Linked DNA regions of Mus musculus: regions 1 and 2 are each linked to region 3. The links are chromatin loops, found by intact Hi-C in ENCODE. Cell type or tissue: heart. All regions are shown on one strand.

What was found. A loop is a pair of places that touch in the nucleus more often than their neighbours do. Peaks named below come from ENCODE experiments on the same cell type or tissue, not always from the same donor. Only the 100,000 strongest peaks of a DNase experiment are listed, where the experiment ranks them.
Region 1: it touches region 3 in a loop (3-fold over the local background); 8 of 42 quality-filtered maps call a loop at or near these places.
Region 2: a loop joins it to region 3, with 3 times the contacts of the local background. A loop is called at or near these places in 3 of 42 quality-filtered maps.

Annotation. Positions count from the first base shown.
Region 1 is chr9:56,040,391-56,042,890 of GRCm38, forward strand. Rcn2 (reticulocalbin 2) reads left to right here and starts at 1,455. Exons shown (of 7, transcript NM_011992.2): 1 at 1,455-1,814; 2 at 2,185-2,290. The coding sequence starts at 1,662. In heart, a CTCF peak has its summit at 1,414; a DNase peak (open chromatin) is centred at 1,451; H3K4me3 peaks cover 1,499 bases; H3K27ac peaks cover 1,530 bases.
Region 2 is chr9:55,539,839-55,542,338 of GRCm38, forward strand. Isl2 (insulin related protein 2 (islet 2)) reads left to right here and starts at 1,311. Exons shown (of 6, transcript NM_027397.3): 1 at 1,311-1,500; 2 at 2,262-2,451. The coding sequence starts at 1,443. In heart, no CTCF peak of the experiment used is centred here; a DNase peak (open chromatin) is centred at 1,263; H3K4me3 peaks cover 2,500 bases; H3K27ac peaks cover 898 bases; H3K27me3 peaks cover 1,026 bases.
Region 3 is chr9:55,936,583-55,939,082 of GRCm38, forward strand. It overlaps Scaper (S phase cyclin A-associated protein in the ER), which reads right to left and starts at 1,537. Exons shown (of 33, transcript NM_001357652.1): 1 at 1,488-1,537. In heart, CTCF peaks have their summits at 1,457 and 1,672; a DNase peak (open chromatin) is centred at 1,509; H3K4me3 peaks cover 1,827 bases; H3K27ac peaks cover 1,775 bases.

The DNA of each region.
Region 1 (2,500 bases), 100 kb after region 3:
CTCACTGATAAGTGGATGTTATCCCAGAAACCTAGAATACCCAAGATACAACTTCCAAAACACAAGAAAATCAAGAAGGAAGACCAACTCGTGGATACTTCATTTCTCCCTAGAATAAGGAATAAAATATCCATGGAAGAAGTTGCAGAGACAAAGTTTGGGGCTAAGATGAAAGGATGGACCATCCAGAGACTGCCCCACCCGGGGATCCATCCCATAATCAGCCACCAAACGCAGACACTATTGCATATGCCAGAGGGATTTTGCTGAAAGGACCCTGATATAGCTGTCTCCTGTGGGGCTTTGCCAGTGCCTGGCAAATACAGAAGTGGATGCTCACAGTCATCTATAGGATGGACCACAGGGCCCCCAATGTAGGAGCTAGAGAAAGTACCCAAGGAGCTGAAGGGGTCTGCAACTCTATAGGTGGAACAACAATATGAAGTAACCAGTACCCCCCAGAGCTTGTGTCTCTAGCTGCATATGTAGCAGAAGATGGCCTAGTTGGCCATCATTGGGAAGAGAGGCCCCTTGGTCTAGCAAACTTTATATGCCCCAGTACAGGGGAAAGTCAGGGCCAAGAAGTGGGAGTGAGTGGGTAGGGTAGCGGCGGGGGGAGGAGGGTATAGGGGACTTTTGGGATAGCATTTGAAATGTAAATGAAGAAAATATCTAATAAAAAAAATTCCAGTCTGGCCCAAGAAATTTTTGTAATCATACCCACACAGTTTTCAGTTTGGAACAGGATTCCTGCTCTCAATCCAATAGTTATGAGATGTGAAAGACAACATCCTCCCTCAAAAAAAAAAAAAAAAAAGTCCTTTTCTATTTTTCTATACAACTATCCTTTCCCACACCCCCATGGATGAAATTACATTATTTAATTCGTGTTTTACAACTATTTAAATGTCTCCTTTAAAAAAAAACAGAAAAGAAAAAAATGTTGCCTATTTTATAAAAGCTCAAAGAGGTTAAGGGCCCAATACTTTAACCAGGTCATATGAATTGAACATCAGATGCAAACATTTGGCTGCAATTCCTGATACTGTATTTCCTGCTGTGGAGAAATTAACTAAGGCACACTGAAGCCTGGGAAATGGATACTGCTGGTCTGTTCTGATTTCTTTGAGATATAATACTGTGCTGTTTTGCACCAAAATCTCCAGGCTCTCTCTCCCACTGATGGAAGCCAGGACAGACTCACAGAATGGCCAAAGAACTTCCCGCCATGAATGAGACTGAAAGGAAAAGGCAAAGTGCTGTGGAATTGGGGCTATCTTCTCAAGGGTACGGCGGCAAAGGTGAAGGGGCCCGCAGGGGTCCCGTGGCCCCAGCAGCTGGCTCGCCTGCAGATTCTAGTAGGAGGCAATAGCAAGGTCCCGCCCCCAGGGTAGCACGACCCAATCAGCAACAGGTATAGCGCTCTGGACCCGCCTCCGCCCCCGCGGCCATATAAGGCAGGGCCTGGCGGGCCTCAGCAACGCAGTAGTCGACAGACTTCAGGCTGGGGTGTGGAGCCCCGGCCACCGCCGCCACTGACGACCCCCGCCCCCCACATGCAGCGCCGCCCCTCTGTGGCTGCCCGTGAAGCAAGGCTGCCAAGCCCCGGCTCCGCCTGCCTCCCTCCTCGCGGCTTTCTGCGTCCTCGCCGAGCGGGCGCGATGCGGCTGGGCCCAAGGCCCGCGGCGCTAGGACTGCTGCTGCCGCTGCTGCTGTACGCCGCGGTGGCTGGCGCCAGCAAGGCGGAGGAACTGCACTACCCGCAGGGCGAGCACCGGGCGGACTACGACCGCGAAGCGCTGCTGGGTGTCCAGGTGAGGATACCAGGCTGGGTACCGCATCGCCATGGGCTTTGTCCTGTGACAAAGCGGGACGACCAGAGAGAGAGGCCTTAGCAAGAGCGGCCTGACAATGGGGTCCGGGCGGGGCTCAGCTTTCGCTCTAGGAGACCCTGAGGCCTGTAAAGCTGGTGGTACTGTTGCAGTTCCAGAACAAGATTCTTTCTATTCCTGGATCCAGGGACAGGATTACTTAGAGTGGTAGTGGGGGCGTATTGAAGAGAAGTGTGGGTCATCCTGAAACCACTGGGGCAAATGAGGCATGTGGTAGCTCTGTTTCCTTCCACCATCACGCCCCACTGATTGTAATGCTTGATTCTCCTGTGTGTGGTTTCCCTCCCAAAAGGAAGACGTCGATGAGTATGTTAAACTTGGCCACGAAGAGCAGCAAAGACGATTGCAGTCGATCATAAAGAAAATTGACTCGGACTCTGATGGCTTTCTTACTGAAAGTAAGGACTGACTTGCACCACCAACAATGGAGAAAGCCCTTTGTAGGAAATTAATGTACATTTAAAAAAAAAAAACTGTTGTCTATTGAATTCTAGTAGATTGCTGGTGTTCTAACAAGCTAAAAGTAACTGTGATATGGAAAATAGTTCTTATGCCTGGAAGGTGGGCTACAAGTAAAATCAGTGCTTTGATGGTATGTAAATGTTACT
Region 2 (2,500 bases), 400 kb before region 3:
TTCTAACCCCGACTTTCTGCAGAACCTGTGCCGACGCTCTTGACTGCAACCATTTCCCAGCCCAGCAGCTTCGGCTCTTAGCAGTTGGACCGCCGCGCCTGAATTAGATAGATCTCGGGCAGCGAGGCCTGCGGGATCCAAGTCCGGACATAGCTTTTGGTCGAGATACTTTATCCCAGAAGCCCACCCGCGCCCCACTTAGAGAGGTATCAAGTTTTTGGTGTCCTTTCAGAATGGGAGTGAGGGACCAACAGACCACCGTTGGATAAACACTGTTTGTACCTCATCGATTTGTCTTTCAACCCTTTGAAACAAAATTCACAACGATTTTTGTTTAAAAAAATCCCGAGTCTTAGAAATCGCAGATTTTTCTAGGATTAAAAAGCCACCGGGAAGACGGTAAATTACCCCGTGTCCCACATTTGTTTCTGATTAGTTGTGTTGTAATTGGTTTGTGTAACCCAAAATCAGAGAGTTCGTAAAAATCTTTTACTGTATGAGTGACACATCACAGCACTGTTTTTAGGCTCTATGCAGCTGAGAGGAGAAAGGAGAGGGTGGGAGTCAGCATCAATTTAACCAAAAGAGCAAAAAGTAGGAGGGAGGAAAAGTGCCTAGGCCAGGGTGGGTGGGAGGACTGTGGCTCTAAGTCTCTGGATTCCTTTTGGCTTACCCACCTGCAACATCGAGTTTTCTACAGGCGGCGCGGGTGGGAAAGTCCGCATAGAGTTTATCCAAACCCAGGTGCTCATTTCCTACCCGTTCTCCCTAACTTGGACCCCGCCGAACAAAGGCTCAGGCCCACCAGGGAGAAAGGTGGCCGGCTGGACCAGTGATGGTCCCGAAACAGCGAATCCTCTTTTCTCCCTCAAGGTCTGTCGTCCCCAGGAGGAATTTTTAATTTAAAAATTATAAAAGAAAAACACTTTTAAGGGGGAGACGACTCTCATCTATTCCCAGAAGACTATTGCCTTGCTAGGCAAACGCCCTACAAGTCCGAAGAAAGCGCGGCGCTGCGGCAGAGCCCGCGGGGTGGAGATGCGGCTTCCAAGGGATTGCGGGACCCGGGGCTGCAGAGAGGATCTAGGAAGGTTTCGGGGGAGGGGGCTGCGCTCCATTGTTCACTCCGAACCAATCAGAGCTTTCCCACTTCCTCCCAGCCAATCTCCCTGCGCCTCCGTGTCTACCCCAGCCCACCCTCCGGGTCCCCATCATCTCCCGAGCAAGCCCCAGGGCGGTGGGAGAGCTGGGTGACGCTACAGGTCCCGCCTCCAGCTCGGGCCCCGGGCGAGTGCGTGCTGACGTCATGCTGCGTGCGGGCCGGTGCGGAATCGCTCCTTCAACTCCGCGGGGCAGGAGTTAGTTAGCAAAGAGCAGAGGCTGGGCGCTCGACCCTGGTCCTTCTGTCCCCGGCCGCAAGCTTTGCTCACATCTCTCTCTGCATGGTGGATATTATTTTTCATTATCCTTTTCTGGGTGCTATGGGGGATCATTCCAAGAGTAAGTCTTTCTCTGTGTGTGGGTGTGTATGTGTGCTTGATATGCAACATTTCCAATGCAGAAGAATGTTTAGCGGATTCTACAAGTGGCTTTTATTTGACAAAATACTTGGGAGAATAAAAAAAAACAAACAAACAAGCAGTGCATTTCGCCCATAACACTGTTTATTCGTTGGAATCCTACTATTTTATTTTGCAATTAGACATTATTTCCCAAGTTGGCTGGAATGACCTCAGGCTGTGAAATTCTTTTTCTTTTCTGCTAGGACAATTAGGTTTGATTTAGAGAAATGGGTTTCTTCTCTGCCTTAGGAAGGTAGAGAGGTTTCAGTAGCTTGATCTGAGGTGTTTAAACTAAGAACTGTCGAAGAAGCTAAGAGGGGACAGGGCTGAATGCTGCGGTGTCTGCGTTGAAATAGGGAGTCGCTGTGAGCGGGAGCGGGCGGAAATCCGGGCTTGGCTGACAGTGTGGACACGGAGGCGTCCGTAGCTCCCCAGTGTCACCGTGCTGTCGTCTGCCTCCCGTTAGCTCTGTCTCTAGCTGAACCGATACTACGTCCGCGTTCAAAGACGGTGATAATGGAAATATCAGGAGATTGTGTTGTTTTCGTTTCCTACTTTCTGGATCATTCGAAAGTGGTCTCACTTTTAGAGCGGGAGATCAAGCAAGGGAGGGCGGGTTGGGTTGGGGCTGCTGCAGCGGCCAAGGCCGGCCGGGTCCTGTACCGGGCCTGACGCGGGCCCTGCGCCCTTCCCTGCTAGAGAAGCCCGGGACGGCCATGTGCGTGGGCTGCGGGAGTCAGATCCACGACCAGTTTATCCTTCGCGTGTCGCCCGACCTCGAGTGGCACGCCGCCTGCCTCAAGTGCGCGGAGTGCAGCCAGTACCTGGACGAGACGTGCACGTGCTTCGTGAGAGACGGGAAAACCTACTGCAAGCGGGACTACGTCAGGTGAGCCGGCGGGACCCGGGGTTCGGCCCCCTTGGGCTGGGGGGGACAC
Region 3 (2,500 bases):
TGTGAGAAACCAATCACTATTTTTATACATTTTCTAGTTTAAGATAATTTTGTTATAGCAGCCTAAACAGACTAACAGGAGAGAATTTTACAAATGCAGCTCAAGGGAATGAAGAAAGAGGAAGGATGGGGCATTTGCTTAAGGGTTATGACGAACGAGAAGCAGTTCCTTGTAGAAACATTATTTCTGCTAGTTTTATGACATGGATCGTATCCAAATGATGGAAACCAAAGGAAAAAAGCCACATCACACTTTTTCCCACCAACATAATTTCCCACATGACATTTTAAAATGGCTCTTGTACTAAAGATATTTGGATGTCAATGGACATTCTCAAGTCATTTTGGTGTATTTGTTGTAAATCAATCTGCAAGCATCTTGCAGAAAGTCATGCTTAACAGGAAAAAAAATTTACCAATTCAAAGCACCTACATAGGACAGGGTGGGTTAGTGCTGTGCTTATTTTTCTATCTTAAATCAGAAATCTGCCACATTACCAGCAAGTGATCAGGCTAAGCAATCATCTCTTTGAGCCTCAAGTTTCCCATTTATAAACGTCCACAGCATCTATCTCACTCTTCTCCCATGTGATGTGGATGAAATAAATCTGTAAATTGCAGCCGGGAATTATTTTCTGTTCAGGAAGATGATTGTAGCAAATTGCTATTCCACAGACAATAACGCGACACACGTGAGAAATACAGTCCACCAGCAGCAGGAGGCAGCCCATGGGGTAGTGAGACCTCCTTAGAGGGAGCCTTTGGGACAGCAGCAGGTGCTGCTTGGGGAGCAATTTTCTGGCTGCTTTCTAACAAGCCCCAAACTCTCTGGAGTCAGTTACTGACTCTAACCTGCTTCTGTGTGCAGGACTGCAAATCTGAGCAGAGGGGAGTGCTAATAAAGTACAGAGGCAAGGACGCTGAGGTAGGAGGCTCTCAGGTGAGAGAGGCCTTCGGTTTGCACCTGAGGCCTCAAGTAAACATTTGTAAAATGGGAAGAAAAAAAATTTTTTTTTTTTTTTTTTTTTTTTTTACCTCCATGCTTCCCTGAGATAGCTAATGCCTGAATCTAGGTTCATGGAAAGTGTGGTAAAGCCCTGGAGGGAAAGATGCTGAAAGTGATTAACTGCCAAATGCAGGCAAGCAGCAGCTTCTGAGGACCCCTCACTCGTGCAGTAGGGACATTCCAGTAGGCTCGGCTACCCCCTAGAGACAGTCTTCTGCCCCGACCCTAACCCCGGCCCGGCCTGAGGTCTGTCCCAGTCCCACGACCCTCACTGCCCCGGGGCCAGCTCGACCCTCCCCACCCTGGCCCGGCCTCCTCAGTCCACCTCGCGGCTCCCCTCCCCCGGTCACACGCCCAGGTGAGGGAGGAGGTGGAAGGGTTTCCGCCGCCATCTTGTCCCCTCAGCCCCACAACACAGGTTGCCCGCGCCCCTCCTGGGCCCGTCCGGGTCGAGGCGACGCGCGCCCCTCGCGGACACTTACCCGGGAGGCTTAGCTTACTTTGGGGCGGCTCCCAGCGTCCCGGCGGGAAAGGGGCGGGGTGGGGCGGGGCGGCCGCGGAGGACCGGGCGGGGCGGATGGACGGCGCACCACGTGACGCCAGCCGAAGCCCAGCCACTCCCCCTAGGCCGTCCTGGGCCATTCGCGCAGGCGCAGCTAGGCTCACTTCTTGCGCGCTCAAGTAGAAAGGTAAGAGTTTCCTCTGTACCGACGAACGTCTTTTTCTTCAGTGCTGTTCTCTTTCTTGGACTGACGGTCTACCTCAGCTTTGTCCACACTGGCCCCTTTCTCGGATTCAGCTTTCTTCCGGCGTGTCTTACCACCACAGCCCACCGATTAAAGACCTCAAGAAATGTGTGTGACAATCTTTCACTAAAGCACCTGGGACTTAGCCAAGCGGAGCTTAGTCTCCACTTAAAGGCTTGTTTCAAATGTCGGTGCCAGGCTTGGAAGGATCCAACTACAAAAACCTAAAAGGTAGGCTTAAGCTATTTCAAAGACAACAATAAGTGCAAGATGATTATGTGTAGGTATTTAAACCACAGTTGTGAACTAAATGGAAAACAATCTATGCCCGTCACAGTACAATATCAAGGAGTATTTTCTGCAGCTTTTCGTCCAGATGACTCTGAGATTCTAACTTGGCTCACACTTCTTACAACAGGTGGGAAGCTAACGGGTCACTGACATCTGCCTCACCCTTAAGAGGGTAAGAGTTATGGAAGCAGGTGCACGCTGTATTAGAGGCTCCTTCTAGGTCCTTCCGCCTCTTGGTTTCTTAGAAAACCCATTCGTTCAGTTGTTTGACAAACAGTTATGAAGGACCTGCCACATTAGCTCTACTAGCTTGCTTAGAGTCATAAATGAACAAAATAGGTCCTCCCCCAAAAGAAATCCTGGAGGGAGGAAATGTTTGTTCTTGAGCTCGGAGGAAACACAAATAATAAAAATTGTAAGTTATATGATAAGCACTATTGGTAATAAAGTAAGTGGAG